Linked DNA regions of Homo sapiens: region 1 is linked to region 2. Evidence: chromatin loops called from intact Hi-C (ENCODE). Cell type or tissue: ovary. All regions are shown on one strand. Links, peaks and the distances in the headings refer to the core of each region. The heading gives the core; the rest is flanking DNA. Region 1 holds the start of MED15 (mediator complex subunit 15). Region 2 overlaps MED15 (mediator complex subunit 15).

Region 1 (15,529 bases), core at 7,530-15,529, 60 kb before region 2:
GCTAACATGGTGAAACCCCATCTCTACTAAAAATACAAAAAATTAGCCAGGCATGGTGGTGGGCGCCTGTAGTCCCAGCTACTTGGGAGGCTGAGGCAGGAGAATGGCGTGAACCCGGGAGGCAGAGCTTGCAGTGAGCTGAGATCGCGCCACTGCACTCCAGCCTGGGTGACAGAGCAAGACTCCGTCTCAAAAAAAAAAAGCAGAGAACGGACCCCTCACTAGACACTGGGGCTTTTTTCTGAAGGCTACTGTGTCATATAAAATTTATATTAAATAAATTGATATGCTTTTCTCTTGTTAATCTGTCCTTTGTTAGAGGGGTGTCAACCAGGAACCTTGTGATGCGTGAGGAAAAAATATTACCTTTTCCCCCTACTCTTTCTGGCACCCAACAAACAAGTGGGGTGGCAAAGACACCCCACTTGGGACAACTGGCAAAAGGTAAGCATTCTTACCAAGGTTAACTGTCCCATATCACTGCCTGTAGTACTCAGCTGAGAGTGGAAGGTAAAAACTTCTTGTCCCTTCCTTTCCAAATTCAAATTAGCAGAAGAAAACATTGTGTCTGGATTGTGACTCTTGCTTAAATTTGGTTGAGGGGTAACTGTTTGTTATTGATCCTTTCCTCCCAGGCACAGCTACCTCTTTCCTGTTTGTTTTATTTGTGTCCTGAGAGCTTGGCTTTATGACCAGTGAGAATATTCTCCCTGATCTCTGAATAGCCAGTGGGTGCAAGTGACAGCTTGCTTTAGGACAGCTTGCGTTAGGGTTGCAAGTAACAGCTTGCATTATTACAAACTCCTCTGTCCCGGTCAGAAAAAGAGAAAGTTTGGTTTTTGTTTGTTTGTTTGTTTTTTGTTTTGTTTTAATAGTCTTGCTCTTTCGCCCAGGCTGGAGTGCAGTGGCATGGTGGCATGATCTTGGCTCACTGCAACTGCTGCATCCTGGGCTCAACTGATTCTTCTGCCTCAGCCTCCTGAGTAGCTGGGACTACAGGCACACACTACCACGTCCAGGTAATTTTTTTTGTATTTTTAGTAAAGAGGGGGATTCATCATGTTGCGCAGGGTGATTTTTTTTTTTTTTTTTTAATTCTTTTCTGAGACGGAGTCTTGCTCTGTCACCCAGGCTGGAGTGCAATGGCGGGATCTCGGCTCAGCCTCCTGAGTAGCTGGGATTACAGGCACCTGCCACTACGCCAGCTAATTTCTGTATTTTTAGTAGAGACAGGGTTTCACCATGTTAGTCAGGCTGGTCTCGAACTCCTGACCTCGGGTGATCTGCCCACCTCGGCCTCCCAAAGTGCTGGGATTACAGGCATGAGCCACCGTGGCTGGCCTCTTTTATTTTTAAGATACAGGGTCTCACCCAAGCTGGTCAGGAACTCCTGGCCTCAGTCCACCTGTCTCAGCCTCCCAAAGTGCTAGGATTACAGGCATGAGGGACCACGCCCGGCCAAAGAGAAGGTTCTGAACCTTCTCTTTTTCTGACCATGACAGAGGAGTTTGTAAGTGGGCCAAGTCTATAAGGGGTTTTTGTTGTCTCAGTATTCATTGGTGTGATAGATGAGCCAGTCCATGACTGGAGACGTGACAGTGTTCTGTACAAGATGACATCCTTAGTCACCTGTGTCAACAAAGGTGCCTTCTGGCTAGGCACGGTGGCTCACGCCTATAATCCTAGCACTTTAGGAGGCTGAGCCAGGCAAATCACGAGGTCAGGAGTTAGAGACCAGCCTGACCAACATGGTGAAACCCTGTCTCTACTAAAAATACAAAAAAATTAGCCAGGTGTGGTGGCGCATGCCTGTAATCCTAGCTATTCGGGAGGCTGAGGCAGGAGAATGGGTTGAATCTAGGAGGCAGAGGTTGCAGTGAGCCAAGATCGCGCCACTGTACTCTAGCCTGGGTGACAGAGCGAGACTCCGTCTCAAAAAAAAAAAAAAAACCCAAAGGTGCCTTCTTTCTTTTGACTGTCTTTGCAAGGGGTCTGGATTTGAGAGTGCTGAATCTTTGTGCACCCTCTTTGGAGTGTGTCTTTCTCTCTCTCTCTCTCTCTTTTTTAAGAGACAGAGTCTCACCCAGACTGATCAGGAACTCCTGGCCTCAGGTGGTCCTCCCACCTTGACTTCCCAGAGTGCTGAGATTACAGGCATGAGCCATTGTGCCCAGCCTTGAGGATGTCTCTTTTGTCCATGGTTAAGTCATAAAATGCTTATTGGTCTTGGTTCTGAGTTGCTTGGTAGGTACCTTTGGTTTACAAGAAGAAAAGTGGTGGGTGGGCAGGGTGGTAGTAGGGAAGAGTGTTCAGTACTGCCAGGAATATGTACTATCTGTTCTGGCTGAAAACTGACAATGAGATATTTGAAAGGATTTTTTTTTTTTTTACAGCTCTATGATCAGAAGATGGCATAAGTGGGGCTGGGCACAGTGGCTCAGTGCCCAGCTGGGATTACGCCTGTAATACCAGCACTTTGGGAGGCCAAGGTGAGTGGATCACGAGGTCAGGAGTTGAAGACCAGCCTGGCCAACATGGAGAAACCCCGTCTCTACTAAAAATACAAAAAATTAGCCGGGCGCGGTGGCAGGTGCCTGTAATCCCAGCTACTCGGGAGGCTGAGGCAGGAGAATAGCTTGAACTCAGAGGGCGGAGGTTGCAGTGAGCCAAGGTTGCGCCACTGCACTCCAGCCTGGGCGACAGAGTGAGACTCCGTCTCTAAAAAACAAAAAAGAAGATGGCGTAATCAGAAGTTGATATTCTGTCTATTGGATCCTGCTTCTCCCCTGGGGTCTTCTTGGTTCCCTGAAGCCCCTCTTCCGGAGTCCCTGCCCTCTATCGGCTCTGCCTCCTGCTTCTTTTCTGTATTGCCATGATTTTTGCTAAGGATAAAGGACAACTTCATTGGCTTCTTTGGGAAACTTGCAATCTCCCCAAACAGGCCCCTCTGAGATTTCTCCTTTCCATTTGCTTCTGCTCCCCCTTCCTCCTTTTGCCACCTTCGATATTTTCTCCAGTTTCCTTGATTCCTTTGATACGTCCCCATTCAGGCCACTCTGGCCCTCCATCCAACCTGCCAGAACTTTTTCCACTTCAGCACTTCAGTCACTTAAACATTAGGGCTCCCTGCCCTAAAGGGACTCAAAATCCTGCAAAAACAACCACCTAAGGATAAAAAGAGAAAAAATGAAACTGTTTGGAAACTGGGCAAATGAATACTCTTTTAAAAGTCTTTTTCTGGGGGCCAGGTGTGGTGGCTCACGCCTGTAATCCCAGCACTTTGGGAGGCCGAGGCGGGCAGATCACAAGGTCAGGAGTTCAAGACCAGCCTGGCCAATATGGTGAAACCCCGTCTCTCCTAATGATACAAAAAAAATTAGCCAGGTGTGGTGGCATTCGCCTGTAGTCCCAGCTACTTGGGAGGCTGAGGAAGGAGAATCGCTTGAACCCGGGAGGCGGAGGTTGCAGTGAGCCAAGATTGCACCACTGCACCAGCCTGGCGACAGAGCAAGAAGACTCCATCTCGAAAAATATATATGTATGTATATATACGTATTTACGTGTATATATGTATGCATACATATATATATATATAGAGAGAGAGAGAAACCAGTGAGTTTGTATTACTGTGTTTTACTGACTCACGACTACCATTTTGGAATGAAAGCTATAAGATCTTTGTGTTTTTACGTTTATGTGTTTATATTTGTGTATATCTATGTATGTATGTTTGAATATTATATATAATATTTTTTCTATCTCCATATTCAGTATTACTAACTGAATTTTTTTTTTTTTTTGAGATGGAGTCTCACTCTGTCACCAGGCTGGAGTGCAGTGGCATGATCTCGGCTCACTGCAACCTCCGCCTCCCAGGTTCAAACAATTCTCCTGCCTCAGTCTCCTGAGTAGCTGGGACTACAGGTGCGAGCCACCATGCCCAGCTAATTTTTGTATTTTTAGTAGAGACGAGGTTTCACCATGTTGGCCAGCATGGCCTCTATCTCTTGACCTAGTGATCCACCCACCTCGGCCTCCCAAAGTCCTGGGATTACAGGCATGAGTCACCACGCCCAGCCTAAATTTTTTAAATCCCTTAAAGGAGTTATATTCAAATTGTACCCTCCTTTGAAGATGTCTCTTTTGTCTGTGGTGTCTTAAAAGGATTATTGGTCTTAGAGGGAGGTAAATAAGCATTCATACAAGCTAAATATTACCAAAAATTTAAGAAAAATAGAAACTAATCCAACTGCTTTTTAGTTTACATGATCTGGAATATTCTTTAGTAAATAAAGCTAGTTTGAAAATTGATGGACTACGCCGGGTGCAGTGGCTCAGGCCTGTAGTCCCAGCACTTTGGGAGGCCAAGGCGGGCGGATCACGAGGTCAGGAGATCAAGACCATCCTGACTAACACGGTGAAACCCTGTCTCTACTAAAAATACAAAAAATTAGCCAGGTGTGGCAGCATGGGCCTGTAGTCCCCAGCTACTTGGGAGGCTGAGGCAGGAGAATGGCGTGAACCCAGGAGGCGGAGCTTGCAGTGAGCTGAGATCACGCCACTGTACTCCAGCCTGGGCAACAAAGCAAGACTCCGTTTCAAAAAAGAAAATTGATGGACTAGTCAAACAAGTTTTATGTTATCACTACTGAATGGTAAAGATAATAAAACTATCAATCCAACCTAAGAGCAAAATGTGCAATAAAAATGAATTGCGGCTGGGCTCACCCCTGTAGTCCCAGCAGTTTGGGAGGCCGAGGCGGGCGGATCACCTGAGGTCAGGAGTTTAAGACCAGCCTGGCCAATATGGTGAAACCTGGTCTCTACTAAAAATAAAAAGTAAGGCCAGGTGTGGTGGCGGGACCTACCTGTAATCCCAGCTACTTGGGAGGCTGGGGCAGGAGAATCGCTTGAACCTGGGAGGTGGAGGTTGCAGTGAGCCGAGATCGTGCCACTGCACTCCAGCCTGGGAGACAGTGCGAGACTCCATCTCAAAAAAAAAAAAAAAAATTGGGCACGGTGGTACAAGCCTGTAATCCCAGCTACTTGGGAGTCTGAGGCAGGAGAATTGCTTCAACCTGGGAGGCGGAGGTTGCAATGAGCCAAGATCGTGCTGCTGCACTCCAGCCCAGGCAACAGAGTGAGACTTTGTCTCAAAAAAAAAATGAATTGCATGGCTTGGCGCGGTGGCCCATGCCTGTAATCCAGCACTTTGGGAGACTGAGGCAGGTGGATATTTGAGGTCAGGAGTTCGAGACCAGCCTAGCCAACATGGTGAAACCCCATCTCTACTAAAAATACAAAAAATTAGCCAAGTATGGTGGCGTGCGCCTGTAATCCCAGTTACCTGGGAGGCTGAGGCAGAATTGCTTGAACCCAGGAGCTGGAGGTTGCAATGAGCCAAGATTGCACCACTGCACTCCAGCCTGGGCAACAGAGTGAGACTCCATCTCAAAAAAAAAAAAAAAAGAAACAATAACCACTCCCTCCCTACCTCCACATACATAAGTGATTACAGGCTCCAGGCCAAACACACAGAGGAGTTACATCTGGCTGGTGCTAGGATGGAAGGTGGGGCAGGTCACCACCTCCCAGGGACTGAGTGCCAAAGCAAGGAGGAAGATTGGAGGTGAGGCTGTATGGAGACAGCCACAGGCTCACAGAGCTTGTGCTGAGCTCTCTAGGGGGAAGCTTGATCTGCCTGGGAAGCTTCCAGCTCCTACCTCCTGCAGAGCCCAGAATGGTGTCCAGGAAATATGTGGCCATTGAGTGGAACCAGCCTTGGCATGGTAGCCTGCAGGAACCCGCAGGCTAGAGACATGGCCACATGAGCAGTGAGGATCTCCCCCGAGATGAGGATCCCCAGAACATAGTGTGGGATGCAGGTCTGGCCTCTGCATACCCTCGGCTTCCTCCATCACTTATTCTCAGACATCTAAACCACTAACATCCAGACTGGGGATCCCAGGAGGGTCTACAGTGTCAAGAGAGGGCAAGTCCACTTCAGGATCAACCTTCCTGTGGCCCCTTACTTTCCTTGGTCCACCTTTCCAGGTCACCCATCCAGACTGTCACCAGGGATCACTGCCCTGGGCACCAACCCAATGCGGGGACAAGTAGAAAAAGAGCTCTGGGGAAAATACCAAAGGGAATAGTCACTCAATTTTACTGTGATGATAAACTCCTGGCAAAGTTCCAGGCCTCTCTCTGTCTGTGTCTGTGAATTATGTGTCTGTGTCTCCATCAACCATAGTGCAGAAGGGGGAGGGTTGTCCTAAGTATCCTATTAACATGTTTGTTTGTTTGTTTGTTTGAGACAGAGTTTCGCTCTTGTTGCCCAGGCTGCAGTGCAATGGCATAATCTCAGCTCACTGCAACCTCCACCTCCTGGGTTCAAGTGATTCTCGTGCCTCAGCCTCCTGAGTAGCTGGGATTACAGGCACACACCACCATGCCTGGCTACTTTTGTATTTTTAGTAGAGACGGGGTTTCACTATGTTGGCCAAGCTGGTCTCGAACTCCTGACCTCAGGTGATCCACCTGCCTCAGCTTCCCAAAGTGCTGGGATTATAGGCGTGAGCCACCATGCCCAGCCAGAACACAGGACTTTCAAAACTTAAACCTGGGGCTGGGCACGGTGGCTCACACCTGTAATCCCAGCACTTTGGGAGGCCGAGGCAGGCGGATCACCTGTCAGGAGTTCAAGACCAGCCTGGGCAACATGGTGAAACCCCATCTTTACTAAAAATAAAATAAAATAAAATACAAAAATGAGTCGGGCGTGGTGGCGCACTGTAGTCCCAGCTACTGGGGAGGCTGAGGCACGAGAATCACTTGAACCCCGGATGGCGGGGACTGCAGTAAGCGATCACGCCACTGCACTCAAGCCTGGCAGACCTAGCGAGACTCTGTCTCAAAAAAAAAGAAAACAAGGCTGGGCGTGGTGGCTCACGCCTGTAATCCCAACACTTTGGGAGGCCAAGGCGGGTGGATCGCCAGGTCAGGAGATTGAGAACATCCTGGCCAACATGGTGAAACCCTGTCTCCACCAAAAATACAAAAATTAGCCAGATGTGGTGCCAGGTGCTTGTAGTCCCAGCTACTCAGGAGGCTGAGGCAGGAGAATCACTTGAACCTGAGAGGCGGAGGATGCAGTGAGCTGAGATTGCGCCACTGCACTCCAGCTTGGGCGACAGAGTGAGACTCTGTCTCAAAAAAAAAAAAAAAAAAAAAAAAAAAAAAACCAAGGGCCGGGCGCGGTGGCTCACGCCTGTAATCCCAGCAATTTGGGAGGCCGAGGCAGGCGGATCATGAGGTCAGGAGATCGAGACCATCCTGGCTAACACGGTGAAACCCTGTCTCTACTAAAAATACAAAAAAATTAGCTGGGCGTGGTGGCGGGCGCCTGTAGTCCCAGCTACTTGGGAGGCTGAGGCAGGAGAATGGCGTGAACCCGGGAGGCGGAGCTTGCAGTGAGCCAAGATTGTGCCACTGCACTCCAGCCTGGGCAACAGAGCAAGACTCCATCTCAAAAAACAAACAAACAAACAACAACAACAAAATAAAACAAGGAAAAAAACACTAAAACCTTGGATGTCCTGGGCAACCCCGGTCAAGATGATCACTCTAGATAGAGTTTTTAAAAATTAGTTTTCAGCCTGGCCAAGATGGTGAAACCCTGTCTCTACTAAGGATACAAAAAATTAGCTGGGCTTCGTAGCAGGCACCTGTAATCCCAGCTACTTGGGAGGCTGAGGCAGGAGAATCACTTGAACCCGGGAGGCAGAGGTTGCAGTGAGCCGAGATGTCACCACAGCACTCCAGTCTGGGCAACAGGGCGAGACTCCATCTCAAAAAAAAAAAATTAGTTTTGCCACCGGGCACGGTGGCTCATGCCTGTAATCCCAGCACTTTGGGAGGCCGAGGTAGGTGGATCACCTGAGGTCAGGAGTTCGAGACCAGCCTGGCCAACGTGGTGAAACCCTGTCTCTACTAAAAATACAAAAATTAGCCAGGCATGGTGGGGTACGCTTGTAATCCCAGCTACTGGGGAAGCTGAGGTGGGAGAATTGCGTGAACCCGGGAGACAGAGGTTGCAGTGAGCCGAGATGGCACCACTGCACTCCAGCCTGGCCAACAAGGGCTAAATTCTATCCCCCCCCCCTCAAAAAAAACAATAACGATTTTGGGAGTATTAGAGCAGAAAACGTTTGAAAACATGAACAGCTCTCACATCAACACAAGACATGAAACTCTGTTGGCAAGAGAGGCCTCTTTGGGGAGAGTGCTCACTCCTCTCCCACCCACTCTCTACCACCTTCAACCTCCTGTCTGGGGCACAGTAACAAGGGGTGTAAGGGGTGTACAGTGCCTAGCAGGGGCCTGGCACTTAGGCTTCAGTAGGTGCCAGTCCACAGTCTCCTGAGGCCCATGTTGGTTGGTGTCCACCTGGTGCTTATTGACCACTTGGGCTCCAGATTTTCCTCACGTCACCTCCCTCCCCAGGGTAGCAGATAAAGGCCCCATAGTTCCAAGGAGGCAGAACTTTTACATTCCTAAAAGCATTCTCAGGCCCCCATAACCCCTCATCCCACCTTCAGCTCGCTCACCTTCACCTATCAAATTCGTTTGACATCTGGCCTCCAGCAACTAGCTAGGCTGAGTTCTCCATGAAGGGGACGTGGCTGCTGGTCAAAAGGGAAAGCCCATGTCTAAAAATTAATTAACGTGGTTTAGGGGCCTCACATTCCCAACCCCCAAATACAGCCATTGTGAGATGTGAGATTCAAAAAATCGAAGAGTGAAGCGGTGATGAGAGTCCATCTGGTCGCTCTTCGGATGCGGCGCTAGCAGGCAGTTGCATGAAAGCAGATCCCAGATCACGTTGCACTGGCACACAGTAGGTACCCACACATATTTGATAAATAAACACTCTCTCCCTAGCATTACTATAGATAGCTGGCAGCTTGGCCTGGCATCCCGGAGGGGTCTGGATCTCAGGGACTAGATAAGGCCAGCACACTGAAGAGTTGCAGAAAATGCAGGCGGTCAGGCGCAGGTCTGCTGCGGGAGCACCTGCCGTGTCCGACAGCTGCACTGGAAGAGGGGCGTGTGTCTCCCAGCCGGGCGGAACCGAGACCGCTTCGTCCCCGGCGGGGAACTTCATTTCCCACAAGCCTGTGCGCGAGACTCCATTTCCCACAAGCCCTCCTTCACTTCCGGCTCGGCCGAGGCACTGCGGACGGCTTCCGGGTTTGGGCCTGGCTCTGTGACTGAGGCGGCGGCGGTGGCGGCCAAGCGGGATACGGGCGGCGGGAGCTGGGGAACAGGCATGGACGTTTCCGGGCAAGAGACCGACTGGCGGAGCACCGCCTTCCGGCAGAAGCTGGTCAGTCAAATGTGAGTAGTGGTCGGGGCAGGGGGCTGGATTGTGGGACCTTCCTCCTTAGCGTGGCGGGCGAGGCCAGGGCCGGACCCGTGAGAAACCTACGGCGCCGGGAGACAGAAGGCGCCGGGGACTTGCGTGGGTCCCAGGGCTCGGGCCCCCCCGTCTGTCCCCTCCGTTCCCGACATGGACTGCTCGTTTGCTTTCCTGGGGCCGAGCTCTGCAAACCAACGAGCCCTGGCTTATGAATCATCGTCTTGAGCTTTCTCATTCGTCATTTGTGTGCTTTGGGTGCAGACTTTCCCCCGCTTTTTGAACCACACTGAATAGGGAAAGGGAGAGAAGCAGCCGGCTGTAGTGGGTTTAGCAGGGCTGGGTGCTTCATGGTTTCTCTTCCAGAAAAGCGCATCAACGGTGAAAGAAAGTGATGGGAGGAGGGTGGATGTAAGATGAGATTGGGAAGGTAGTTGTTTGGGGTGTGGGCGGTGGGACGGAGGATCTGAGGGTGACCCCCCGAAGGAATGTGGACTTTGCCGAAGGATGGCAGGAAGCCGCTGTCAGGAAGCGATCGTCGTTTCTGGAGGAGAGCGTGAAGAGCTGGGGTCAGTGGCCCCGCTCAGAGGAACTCTAGCCCCTCACCACCGACTGCTTGTTTCTGTTAGCAGTTTTTTTCATGCGCGTCCGTGTGAAGAGACCACCAAACAGGCTTTGTGTGAGCAATAAAGCTGTTTATTTCACCTGGGTGCAGGTGGGCTGAGTCCGAAAAGAGAGTCAGCGAAGGGAGATAGGGGTGGGGTCGTTTTATAGGATTTGGGAAGGTAATGGAAAATTAGTCAATTGTTCTCTGGTGGGCAGGGATGGATCTCACAAAGTACATTCTCAAGGGTGGGGAGAATTACAAAGAACCTTCTTAAGGGTGGGGGAGATTACAAAGTACATTGATCAGTTAGGGTGGGGCAGGAACAAATCACAATGGTGGAATGTCATCAGTTACGGCTGTTTTTACTTCTTTTGTGGATCTTCAGTTACTTCAGGCCATCTGGATGTATACGTGCAAGTCACAGGGGATGCGATGGCCTGGCCTGGGCTCAGAGGCCTGACAGTTTTTAACTGAGCTTATTGGCGTGTTGTGCTCGCCACAGATTTGCCTGAGACACAGCCCCTTTCCTGAGGGATGGTAAAGGAACCGTCACAGCGCAGTCTTGTCAGTCTGTAATGTGTATACTGCAGGGGTTTCTTGCGAAGCGGCGGTTAACTTGAGCAGACCAGGGGCAGTCTAGTGAGTAGGTGACGAATAAATTGAGTCCTAGAAAGACAAGTAGGAGTGTGAATAGCCACCATTCCAAGCTGAGGAGTTAGGAAACATGAGCATTTACTGCGTGGAGGGAGGATCTTGTAGGCTGAGAGTTCTGGGGCTCGAGGAGTAAGAGAGCCCAGGAGATGATGGAATGAGGGTGAGCAGGTACTAGCACTTTAGTGGGGGTGTTGTGCCAAGGAATTGAGCCTGTGTTTGGCATGTGGCATTCTTTGGAGTAGTGAAATGCCAGTGTTGGGAATATGCCTAGAGTCCCTGTCCCTGGAGATGGATGCAGGGCAGAGAAGAGAGACCAGTTAAGCTATTAAGAGAGTTTGAACATTTGGAGGGAGTAGGGAACCTGTCCTTTTTCATCCTTATATTCTCACTGCTAGCTCACTGCCTGCCACATTGCTCCGTAAAATGATTGTGGCATGACCTAGTCGGGCGGGAGATTATAAAGGCCTGCATTAGACAGTGGTAGAAACTGAAAGAGGAAGACAGATTCCAGAGGAGGGGGAACGTAGACAATTCTTGATGACTAACTGGATGGAGGGGGGTGGGGTGTGGGGTGAAGCATTGTGGAAGGAAGGAAGCCGGGCTGAATGCTGGGAAACCTTTCAGTACAGTGGAAAGAGTAGGGACTGTAGAGTTAGTAGCTATGGGCTTTGGGAAGAATAGCCTTGGGATATTTCTGGGGATATTGCACAATCAGTGAACAGTGTTTTACTGATAAAATATAGTTATCTGTAGGTGAAAACTTGAGAGATATCCCACTTCAGGGTTCCTGCAAGAAAAGTCCCCAGGGCAAGGGTTCTTCTCTGGGAAAGCCCAGAATTAAGAACTGGAAGGGTGAGTTGTCATCAAAGAAAATGGGGGTAGGGGAAGTGTTAAGAGGGCTGGGAGGGTGATTGAAGAGTTTATGGGTGTTGAGTGACTGGATACTTCATAACTCAGCTTTATTTTGCTTCCGGGAGAATTGAGTTCTTTATTTTTTTCGATATTGCTGTTTGTGTGTTTTTCTGTTGCCGCTCTAACAAATTACCACAAGTTTAGCATCTTAAAACAACACACCTTTAGCCAGGTGTGGTGGCTCACGCCTGTAATCCCAGCACTTTGGGAGACTGAGGCAGGCGGATCACGAGGTCAAGAGACTGAGACCCATCCTGGCCAACACGGTGAAACCCTATCTCTACTAAAAATCCAAAAATTAGCTGGGTGTGATGGCGCACACCTGTAGTCCCAGCTACTCAAGAGTCTGAGGCAGGAGAATTGCTTGAACCCGGGAGGCGGAGGTTGCAGTGAGCCGAGATCGCACCACTGCTATCCCGCCTAGTGACAGAGCGAGACTCCATCTCAAAAACAAACAAACAAAAAACACACATTTATCATTTGGTAGTTTCTGTAGGTCAGAGGTCCAAGTAGGTTCCACTAGGTCTCCTGCTATCAAGGCCTATCAAGGCTGAAATCAAGACGTTGGCAGGGTGCATTTCTTACTGAATGCCTTGGGGTGGAACTTGCTTGCAAGCCCATTTATGCTGTTGGCCATATTCAGTTCCTTGAGCTTGTAGGACTGAGGTGCCCTCTTTCCTTACTGGCTGTTAGCCAGGAGTCAGTCTTTGTTCCCAGAAGCTGCCCGAATTCCTTCTCATGCTTTTTATGTGTCTCCCTCCAGCGAGGGCCAGTTCTTCTGCCACATCTCTCTGATTTCAGCTAGAGAAAATATCCTGCTTTTCAGGGCTCAGATTAGATTTAGTGCACACAGAGAAGCCAGGATAATCTCTTTATTTTAAAGTTTGTAATTTTAATTACATCTGCAGAATTCCTTTTGACATGTAATGTAGCATATTCACAAGTTCTAGGGATTAGGCACGAGATGGGCATTCTCCTACCACAGCCGGGAAGAGCAGTTTCAGAGGTTGCCTTCCCTAGGTGATGTGGGTGTTCTCAGTTCTCAAATTTGTCTGTTTTCTCTCTAGGGTTCACTTTCTCTCTAGGGTTCACGTTGAAAGTCGTGATTCTTGGTGCCTTGATTTATTGTGCTCATAGGGTTAAAAAAAGATTTGCATTAGAATTCTAGACATACCTTTAACTCTTAACTTCCTCCCATGTTTTTACACTGTTGTTTAAATTTGGCCATTTTGGGAAATGCTTTATACCCAAGTAATTTATAGTTGATGAAGGGATAGAGAAAGTGTCTTGCTTGTGGCACCGTGACTCACACCTGTAATCCCAGCACCCTGGGAGGCTGAGATCTGGGACTACTTGAGTCCAGGAGTTTGAGACCAGCCTAGGTAACATAAACAAATACAACAATCAGCTGGGTGTGGTGGCGTGCACTCGTAGTCCCAGCTACTCTGGAGGCTGAGGTGGGGGGATCGCTTGAGCCTGGGAGGTCGAGGCTGCAGTGAGCTACGTTCACACCACTGCACTCCAACCTGGGCCACAGAGCAAGACCCTTCTCAAAAAAAGAAAAAAAAAAAGCATTCTGAGTTTTGACAGAGAAGAAAACATTTGATGGTTACTTATCTGTCTCTACCAAGAGCCTAGGGAACAATGCCCCAGAGCATGAGCTGGTATATAGTCTAGTCTCCTGGCTCCCACTGAGAAAAAGGGATTTTGAGTTGAGGCTGGCTATGACTAGACAGCCATTGCAGGGACTCTCCAGTTCAGCCTCTTAGCCCTCCACTGCCTCCACCTCATCTGGGCCCATTCTGGGCTGTGGTCTCCTGCTCTCTTCCCAGTCCCATCCTTCTTCCCCCAACAGCACAAGTGAGGGTGAGGCCTAAAGTGTAGCCACTGCCCTGCTGCAGAACAATCAGTGACTTTTCTTAGCATTAGAATAAAACTCCAGATGTCCCACCCTCCCAGCCCCTCACCCTGACCTGGTATAGTCATCTCTTCTCCTACCCCCACCGTGTTCTGACCTCTCTGGTCTTTCAGCTTCTTGAACATTCTAAGCTTTTTTTTTTTTTTTTTGGAGACAAGATCTTGCTCTGTGGCCCAGGTTAGAGTGCAGTGGTACGATGATAGCTCACTGCAGCCTTGACCTCCCAGGGTCAAACGATCCTCCCACTGTAGCCTTCTGAGTAGCTGGGACTACAGGCACACACCACCACGCCTGACTGATTTTTATATTTTTTGTAGAGATGAGGTTTCACCATGTTGCCCAGACTGGTCTTGAACTCCTGGGTTCAGATGATCCTCCCTACTAGCCTTCCAAAGCACTGGGATTACAGATGTGAGCTACTATGCCTGGCCCCTGAGCTCTTTCTTTTTAACCAATTTATTATCAAGTGTTTAAGGTATTGAAAAATGAGTAGACTCCTCCCCACCACTGTATTCATGACTAGCTCCTTCTTTTAGGTGTCTGCTCAGTATCAGATACTCAGAGGATCCTTCCCTGCTTGATCTAAAGTTGGTCACCGCCTCTGATATGTTTTATCTCAGCCCTTTTTAGTTTCCCATAGGACCTCATACCTATGAAGCTTGGTACCTGGTATACAAAACACTTGTTGAGGAGTGGAATAGTATTTTCTTGGGGGCTGTGTGAGTCACCTCTTTTTTTTTTTTTTTTTTTTTTGAGGTGGAGTCTCGCTCTGTTGCCCAGGCTGGAGTGCAGTGTCACAATCTCAGCTCACTGCAAGCTCCGCCTCCCAGGTTCACGCCATTCTCCTGCCTCAGCCTCCTGAGTAGCTGGGACTACAGGCGCCCGCCACCACGCCCAGCTAATTTTTTTTTTTTTTGAGACAGAGTCTCACTCTGGAGTGCAATGGTGTGATCTCGGTTCCTTCAACCTCTGCCTCCCGGGTTCAAGCGATTCTCCTGCCTCAGCCTCCCGAATAGCTGGGGTTACAGGCATGCGCCACCAGGCCCAGCTAATTTTTGTATTTTTAGTAGAGACGGGGTTTCACCATGTTGGTCAGGCTGGTCTCGAACTCCTGACCTCGTGATCCACCCGCCTCGGCCTCCCAAAGTGCTGAGATTACAGACATGAGCCACCACGCCCGGCCGGGTCACCTCTTGTATTACAGTGGTATTCTTTATTTTTTTATTTTTTTAAGAGACAGGGTCTTGCTTTGTCACTTGGGCTGGAGTGCAGTTGGTATGATCATAGCTCACTGCAGCCTCAAACTCCTGGACTCAAGTGATTCTCCAGTGCAGTGGTATTCTTTACCTGAACCAGTGTACATTGTGAAGCTCTGGAGCCCCTGCTTTCTCCACTTGTTACACTTGTTAGCCTTTCTTTTTCTTTCTTTTTTTTTTTTTTTGAGACGGAGTCTCGCCCTGTGGCCCAGGCTGGAGTGCATTGGTGCGATCTCAGCTCACTGCAACCTCTGCCTCCCGGGTTCAAGCAGTTCTCTGCCTCAGCCTCCAGAGTAGCTGGGATTACAGGCACCCGCCACCACTCCTGGCTAATTTTTGTATTTTTAGTAGAGACGGGGTTTCACCATCTTGGTCAGGCTGGTCTTGAACTCCCAACCTCATGACCCACCTGCCTCGGCCTCCCAAAGTGTTGGGATTACAGGCGTGAGCCACTGCACCTGGCCTAGCCTTTCTTAATCGTGTCCCTCATCAATGAAATGGTAGAAAGCCAATCTGTTTTACAGGTGTGGTAGAAGGGAAAAATGAAGAGACCTCTGTACAAGCCTTTGCAGAGGTCTTGGGACTCAGTGGTGAGCTCCCTGCCACCACCTCCTGTGCCCTTGCAGGAGTAGGAGATCTATAGTCTTGGAGAATAAGGGTGATACCCCAATACCCCAAGCCTGGTTAGGGAAATTGATGACCCTTATTGGAGCCTGTGGGGAGGTAGTTGGGAAATTGTTAGTAGCTTCATGTTGGCATTTTCT
Region 2 (8,000 bases), core at 1-8,000:
CAGGTCTTGGTTGGGAGAGGAAAGCCCCAAAGGGCCCCACCACCCTCCCACCCCTTCAGGCCTCAGCTAGCTGGGCTTCTCTGGATCTTGGCACCCCTCTCCCAGAGCTGACAGTGCATCTGCAGCCACACTTTTCCTTCTCCTGCTGACAAGCAGACCTTGACCGTCACCGTGAGGCTCATGCCACTGACCTATAGGGGCAAAGCAAGCATCGTTGCAGAGGCTTCAGAAATCTGCAGTTGCCCCAGCTTTTATCCTAGCTTCCATGGAGCTGTACCTATTCCTTGTCATCTTTTGCTGAAGTTTCTAGGTATGCCCTTTGAACCATCCTAGTGGAATGGTAGACCAGAGCCCAGGCACACACTTGGTGCCTCCCCGGTGTCAGGAAGGCAGCTGGTGTTGGCCTCGGGGGGCCCAGAGCCTTTCTGTGGGAGATGTGCCCCTCCCCGTGTGAGTGAGAGGTCAGCCTGTCAGCCCAGGAAGGCCTTTTTTTTTTTTTTTTTTTTGAGACTTTTTTTTGCCTCTTACTCTGTTGCCCAGGCTGGAGTGCAGTGGTGTGATCTCGGCTCACTGCAACCTCTGCCCCACCAGTTTAAGTGATTCTCCTGCCTCAGCCTCCCAAGTAGCTGGGATTACAGGTGTGAGCCACCATGCCTGGCTAATTTTTGTATTATTAGTAGAGACGGGGTTTCGCCAGGTTGTCCAGGCTGGTCTCGAACTCCTGACCTCAGGTGATCTGCCCGCCTCGGCCTCCCAAAGTGCTGGGATTACAGGCGTGAGCCACTGCACCCAGCCAGGAAGGCTTTCTTGATGGCTCTGCAGATGGCCACCTGGGCTTCCTGAGGCCCAGACTGTCACAGGGAGGAGCTGGTGCCACAGAGGCAGATGAGTGATAACCGAGTGCTGCTTGTTCTGTCTCTAGATACAGCAGCAGCAACAGCAGCTGCAGCGAATAGCACAGCTGCAGCTCCAACAACAGCAACAGCAGCAGCAGCAGCAGCAGCAGCAGCAGCAGCAGGCTTTGCAGGCCCAGCCACCAATTCAGCAGCCACCGATGCAGCAGCCACAGCCTCCGCCCTCCCAGGCTCTGCCCCAGCAGCTGCAGCAGATGCATCACACACAGCACCACCAGCCGCCACCACAGCCCCAGCAGCCTCCAGTTGCTCAGAACCAACCATCACAACTCCCGCCACAGTCGCAGACCCAGCCTTTGGTGTCACAGGCGCAAGCTCTCCCTGGACAAATGTTGTATACCCAACCACCACTGAAATTTGTGAGTACCTGTGGCCCACAGTGGAGCACATGCAGCCCGTGGCTCTGTCAGCAGTAGTTTCTAGGCTCTTTGGCTAGAGATAGCATATCCTATTCTTCAAGTGCTGAGACTTCAGGCAGCCCCCACCCCTTGCCAGCCCTGCCGACTCTAGCATGGCTCAGCAGGGAAGCATGTGTTTTGCATTTTGTGTTCTGAGAGCTGCTTCTGCACCCCGCACAGGGTACTGCTGCTGCTACTGGGGCACCAAGTCGCATTCCAAGCAGTGTGGCTGATTGCAGCAGTTCTGTGGGCCCTTTCAGGGTGTGAGCACTTCGACTGATGAGCACCACATGAAAGGATGTGCCAGCTCCGTCAGTGTCTGGTGGTTTGCCAACTACTCAGAGTTAATGTTCTAAGCAAATATCTTTTTTTTTCCTTTACACTCTGCCAAGTCTCAGGAGAACAAAGTTCATTACTATATTTTTGAGAGGAGTATTAATATAAAATACTGTTATTCCTAGTTTCATTTTGTATCTCTGCACAAAGCCAGTCTACTCAGTGACAGGCACAGAGGACAGAGTATGATCACCAGGATGAAGGTAGCTGCATCAAGGGGCCATTTGGACAACTCTTTGGCTCCCTTGGTTTTTGTGGCCTTTTCTGTTTGTGATTCATGAGTGGAATGGGGCCTGAGGCAAGTGTGGGGGTGAACAAGAGGCCTCATAGGCAGACTGGAAGTCTAGGAGAGTTGTGAGGAGCAGATATGCTCACTCATCTGTCACCTGGGAGTCGACACACTGCCTGACCCCGGGGACTGTGCAGACTGAAACCCTTGTGTGCTGCATGGTGGAATGTGCCCTGGCAGGGTTTGCCCTAGTGGCTTGGAGATGTCTAAGGAAGAGCCCGCTGCATGTTGGAATGTGCCCTGGCAGGGTTTGCCCTGGTGACTTGGAGATGTCTAAGGAAGAGCCCCCTGCATGGTGGCGCGGGCCTGTCTCGTCCTTCTGGAGGCCCCTCCATGCAGTGGCTCCACAGTTGCCCCTTTTGCCCAAGTTTGCCCCCCACCCCCACTTTTTTCTTTTGAAGACAGGGTCTCTGTTTTCCAGGCTGGAGTGCACTGATGTGATCAGACCTCCCTGCTCAAGCGATTCTCCCACCTCAGCCTCCCAAGTAGCTGGGGCTGCAGGTGTGCATCCCCACACCTAGCCAAATTTTTGTATATTTTGTAGATATGGGGTTTGGCCGTGTTGCCCAGGCTAGTCTTGATCTCCTGGGCTTAAGCGATCCACTGGCCTTGGCCTCCCAGAATGCTGAGAATACAGACAGGAGCTACTACGCCCTGCCCTCTGCTGGCCGGCTAACCCAGCTTTCCTTCAAGGAATCAGGCTGAGTGAAGCTCTTGTGGACCATCAGCATGCTTGGCCCAGAGGATGAGCAGGCTAGGCTGTAAGCTCTGCATTGGAAGTCGTCAGTGCTTGTGATAGCTGGTGCTGAGGGATGTGTGGAGACATCCCAGTGGGAGGGCCACATTGCCACTTGCCAGAATTGGATTTGAGCTAATGGGATCCTAGATGGCCAGTAAGGTGACATCACAGCACATGAGGTCATGAAAGTCCCATTCCTCACCTCAAGAAAGGCTCCATTTCCTAAGCTTCCACAGGAAGACTAGGCTCTGCTCTCTGACCCAGGTGGTTCCAAATCACATTCTCTCTTTCTCCCTCAAGGTCCGAGCTCCGATGGTGGTGCAGCAGCCCCCAGTGCAGCCCCAGGTGCAGCAGCAGCAGACAGCAGTACAGACAGCTCAGGCTGCCCAGATGGTGGCTCCCGGAGTCCAGGTGAGGGCCTGGGGGTGGAGGGCTCCATAGTCATCAGCAGGTGCATGTTCACCTGCGCATGTAGTGCTACAGTGAGGGTTCTGGTTGGATTAGGGGCTGGGGGCTAAGTTGGTAAAGCAGGGGCTTCTCTCCCCCTTGCACTCTGCAAGACACCCCTGGAGTCCTTGGGGTGGGCAGCTGTGCTTGGTCATGTCTAGGACCCACCAGCCGCATAGTGCGTGTCGTTTCCAGCTTTGCTCGGGCATCCTTCATTATCCCTCTTCCTTGCCACTCTGAGTGACTCTGGGAACATGTATCAGAGAGTAGAAGGCTGCAGTTTTCTCCTCACCTCTCATCTTCCATTTGAGAGTCTGAGTACAGAGCTGACCAGGGTGGAGGGCAGCTTTCTAGACACTCGGAAGCAGATGGGAGCCACATGCAGCAGGAGCGTGGGAGAAGGCATCCTGGTGCTCGCCTGCACTCAGGGACTCCGGCGCTGTGTGGTGAGAAGCGTGCCACTCCCACATTGCTGAGCTTGCTGGTGTGTCACATGTGTGGAATGTGTGTGTGTCTCTGTGTGTCACGTGTTAGTGGAATGCAGATGGCCTTGTCTGGCCTCCTAGTGTCCTGGGATTGGAGGCCCAGGGTTTCTGTACCTTTTCCTATAACCCCTCCTCTCCTTCTTGTGGGGAGACGTACAGTCTGGGGCTTCAGTTTTTCCTCTTTTCACATGATGGTGGAAACACTGTTGGTCCTGACTCGGAAGGGGCGTTGGCTTTAGAAAGAGTCAGAATGTGCTAGTTGATGTGGTAAGACTGTGGCTGGGTCCCAGCCCACAGCTGGCAGTGCGCCTGCACTTTGCTGTCGTCTTAAGGGTACCTGGCCTTGTGGTTTTCTGCAGGCCTGCTGGGCGCAGCGCCTGGGTGCACAGTGCCTCGTGGCAGGCTTCATCTCACGCTTGGGGGGTGCTCAGTAATGTCCTTCATGGTGCCTGCTACCTCTTTTAAGTCCCTGGGAAGCTGCCTGAGGAGGGAATCTGAGGTATTTGGCTGCAGCTGAGGTTAGCATCCTACCTTGGCAGGGCACCAAATGACTTGGGGCCAGGGTCCCCATGTCACATTCTTACTTAGATGGAGCCCTGTATGAAACACACCACAGAACTCACATTTACTTACAGCTGGGGGAGGCTGACCACTTCGTGTGATGAGGTTGGAGGTCTCTGCCACCTCCCTGTGTGTCTCGGCATGTCCTCAGGCCTCGTGGGGGGGCTCCCTTGTCCTGGTCTCATGCAGAGGAAGGACGTGGTGTGTTCAGAGTCAGCTTAGTGGTGGCACATAGTGACTGCCCACCCAGTGGAAGCTGCTACCTTTGCCTCTTTGGACCATCGATCCTCTGTTCAGGACCTCACTTCCTGGAAACTTTTTTTATTTTTTGAGATGGAGTCTTGCTCTGTTGCCAGGCTGGAGTACAGTGGCACGATCTTGGCTCACTGCAACCTCTGCCTCCTGGGTTCAAGTGATTCTCCTGCCTCAGGTTCCCGAGTAGCTGGAACTACAGGCGCGTGCCATCACACCTGGCTAATTTTTGTATTTTTAGTAGAGACATGGTTTCATCATGTTGGCCAGGATGGTCTCCATCTCTTGACCTCGTGATCTGCCGGCCTTGGCCTCCCAAAGTGCTGAGATTACAGGCATGAGCCAATGCGCCCGGCTGGAAACTTCTGTACCGCAGGTCAAGCCCAGCAGGAAAGTGAGAACTGCTCTTTTCTTTATTTCTTTCTGTCTTTTTTTTTTTTTTTTGAGACAGAGTCTGACTCTGTCATCCAGGCTGGATTGCAGTTTTGCGATCTCGGCTCACTGCAACTTCTGCCTCCTGGGTTCAGGCGATTCTTGTGCCTCAGCCTCCCAAGTAGCTGGGACTACAGTTGCACACCACCACACCTGGCTAATTTTTGTATTTTTAGTAGAGATAGGGTTTCACCATGTTGGCCAGGCTGGTTCGAACTCCTGACCTCAAGTGATTCACCCGCCTCAGCCTCCCAAAGTGCTGGGATTATAGGCATGAGCCATCGCACCCAGCCTAGAACTTCTCTTCTCTTCTCTTTTTTCTCTTTTCTTTTCTTTCTTTCTTTCTTTCTTTTTTTTTTTTTTTTTTTTTTTTTTTTTTGACAGAGTCTTGCTCTCTCACCTAGGCTAGAGTGGCTGGAGTGCAGTGGTGCAATCTTGGCTCACTGCAACCTCTGTCTCCCAGGTTCAAGTGATTGTCCTGCCTTTGCTCCCAAGTAGCTGGGACTACAGGCATGCGCCACTATATCCAGCTAATTTTTTTTTCCTCTTGTATTTTTAGTAGAGATGGGCCAGGCTGGTCTTAAGCTCCTGACTTCAAGTGATCCACCTGCCTCAGCCTCCCTAAGTGTTGGGATTACAGGCGTGAGCCACTGTGCCCAGCCGAACTTTCCTTTTCTTTCCATTTCTTGGTATTTGGAAAGTGAATAGCCATGGAGCAGCCAGTGTTTTCAGCTGGTGCAGGCCCAGCTGGTATGTTCGTTAGGCTTCTAGCTCAAGGAAGTGTCCACTCTGCAGTCTCACTGGCATCCCATCACCGTCCAGAAGCAGGATGCCAGCTGTGTGTGCTCATGGCCCATGCTGAGCCTGTCCTTGGGCCACTGGTCTTCCTGTCGGTTTCTCCACCCCTTGTTTCAGGTGGAGGTCCCCGCCCGACTGGCACAGGAAGGAGGATGGAGAGTGGTTACCACTGTGGTTCGTTGCTGAGTGAGTTTGATGTTTTAAGGATCATTGCCCACCTGCCCTGTGGCACCATGTGCTGCCATGCAGGGGATTCCCAAGTGCTAGTGGCAGAGGAGCCTTGTAGTTTCTCAAAGTCCAGCAGTGGGTAGGGCGTATCTATGAGGTGCTTCTCAGTCCAGATGTGGCACCTTGAAATTCTGTAACCCGCATTCTGCTGGTTTTCTCTCAGAGCTTGGTCTTGCCTTGTTGCAAGCAGTGCAGTTTCTTGGGGGCTAATTGGGCACCCTCACTGCCTTGTTCCACCAATAGCAGCGCCCCCTGCTGGGGGATGGGGAGGGTTGGGCACAGCAAGCCCTCTGAGGGGCCATCTGGATTCATGATCTTCTTTTGAAACTTGAATTGGCACAGTGACCAGCTGAGGCTACGGTACTCTGATCTAAAAACTTTAAAAGTATGTGTGGTAACTGTAGAACCCAGAAAGTGGAGAGGAACAGAAGTAAGAGAACCATTCCATGAGAGAGAAGGTCTGGTGTCCTTTCTGGTTGTTTCCCATAGTCAAGGTCATGCTATCCTGGGGTTTTTTGTGCAGCATCTTCCACATCAATAGGGGATGAAATGTTCTCCTTTAATTAGAAAGCCCTGGTCGGCACGAAGGAACTCTTGTCATACCCCTCTGTGAATGTCTCTTGCCATCCTCAGTTACCATCTTGTTCTTGGACCTTGTAATAATTTCCGATTTTTTGCTATTACCAGTGACACATATCTTGATGTCTTAGATTGTTCCTGGAGCTGATGGAGGTGAGTGAATGGTTCACTTTGAGGGCCTTCAGATCTGATCAGCCACCCTCTAACCAGGAGGTCAGAGATGCAGATTGGAGCTCCCCTTGTGTTGTTCACACAGTGGACATCAGGACGTGGTGACCACGTGTTGCAGCTTTGTATGTATGAGCTGCCGCGTGCTGCGGAAACAGGCCTCTTGAGTTCATGAATGAAATTCTGGGATTGGGGGCCCCCATGCAGGCAGCCCTCCATGCCCTGTCTCTCAAGCCCATCTTAGAGCCGAAGAGAGGCGCCCTGTCAGGCCCTTGCAGTACTGTGGTGTTGGATGTGGTAAAGGGTAGCCTGGGACTGAGTATTCTAGAAAAATTGCTCAGCCTTGTGCTGTGCACACCTGGTTCTCTTTCCAGTGTTATTTATGTAGCTGAGAAGGGCAATGTCACCCACAAGGGGATTTAGCAGGACACAGCAGACTTCTTTTTCTCCCCTATAAAACCAAGACATGCAGGCACAGTGGCTCATGCCTGTAATCCCAACGTTTTGGGAAGCCAAGGTGAGAGGATCACTTGAGACCAGGAGTTCAAAACTATCCTGGGCAACACAGCGAGACCCTGTCTCTACAAAAAAATAAAAATAAAAAGTTAGCTGGGCGGAGTGGTGCGTGTCTGCAGTCCCTGCTACTCGGGAGGCCGAGTTGGGAGGATCGTGCAAGCCCAGGGGTTTGAGGCTGCAGTGAGCTGTGATGACAGCATTACACTCTAGCCTGGGAGACAGAGCAAAACTCTTGTCTCTTTAAAAAAGCAAGAAACAGGACAGAATGCATCTCATTTTCTTTTTTTTTTTTTTTTTAAAGACAGAGTCTCTTGCTCTGTCACCCAGGCTGGAGTGCAATGGTACAGTCTCAGCTCACTGCAGTCTCCACCTCCTGGGTTCAAGGGATTCTCCTGCCTCAGCCTCCCAAGTACCTGGGATTACAGGCATGTGCCACCATGCCTGGCTAATTTTGTATTTTTAGTAGAGACGGGGTTTTGTCATGTTGGCCAGGCTGGTCTTGAACTCCTCGCCTTAAGAGATGTGCCCGCTTTGGCCTCCCAAAGTGCTGGAATTACAGGCGTAAGCCACTGTGCCTGGCCATGCATCTCATTTTCAAACAGTCCCTATACCTTTGTCATTTAACGTTCTATTCTTTTAGTATGTGAAAACCAAACTCTAATTTACAAGTCACAAAGAATTATCCAAGACAGACTCCCATTGTGGACATGTATGTGGCATTGCTGATTCACAGCTACTGTACTGAAGCCTTGGCCACCCTGGAGGACCCTCTCTCTTTTTGCTGGACCCTTCTGCACAGTGACTGCAGTAGGGAGAGTCAGACCTGGGGGTGGGGGAGAGGTTTTTTGGATTCCTCTC

The links. Peaks named below come from ENCODE experiments on the same cell type or tissue, not always from the same donor. Only the 100,000 strongest peaks of a DNase experiment are listed, where the experiment ranks them.
Region 1: a loop joins it to region 2, with 2.2 times the contacts of the local background. A loop is called at or near these places in 43 of 110 quality-filtered maps.

Annotation. Positions count from the first base shown.
Region 1 is chr22:20,498,348-20,513,876 of GRCh38, forward strand. It overlaps MED15 (mediator complex subunit 15), which reads left to right and starts at 9,263. Exons shown (of 18, transcript NM_001003891.3): 1 at 9,263-9,399. The coding sequence starts at 9,332. It overlaps LOC101928824 (a long non-coding RNA gene), which reads left to right. Exons shown (of 4, transcript XR_007068011.1): 2 at 320-444; 3 at 894-1,019; 4 at 2,394-2,909. RefSeq lists enhancers at 6,867-7,366, 9,246-9,355. In ovary, for the core only: a CTCF peak has its summit at 10,984; DNase peaks (open chromatin) are centred at 8,941, 9,234 and 11,244; H3K4me3 peaks cover 2,383 bases; H3K27ac peaks cover 1,848 bases.
Region 2 is chr22:20,565,545-20,573,544 of GRCh38, forward strand. It overlaps MED15 (mediator complex subunit 15), which reads left to right. Exons shown (of 18, transcript NM_001003891.3): 7 at 923-1,273; 8 at 2,977-3,087. Among named protein-coding and RNA genes, the nearest start is that of MED15, 62 kb to the left of the region's middle. RefSeq lists enhancers at 5,844-6,013, 6,897-7,066. In ovary, for the core only: a CTCF peak has its summit at 2,554 (motif pointing left); DNase peaks (open chromatin) are centred at 3,562 and 3,915; H3K27ac peaks cover 1,049 bases.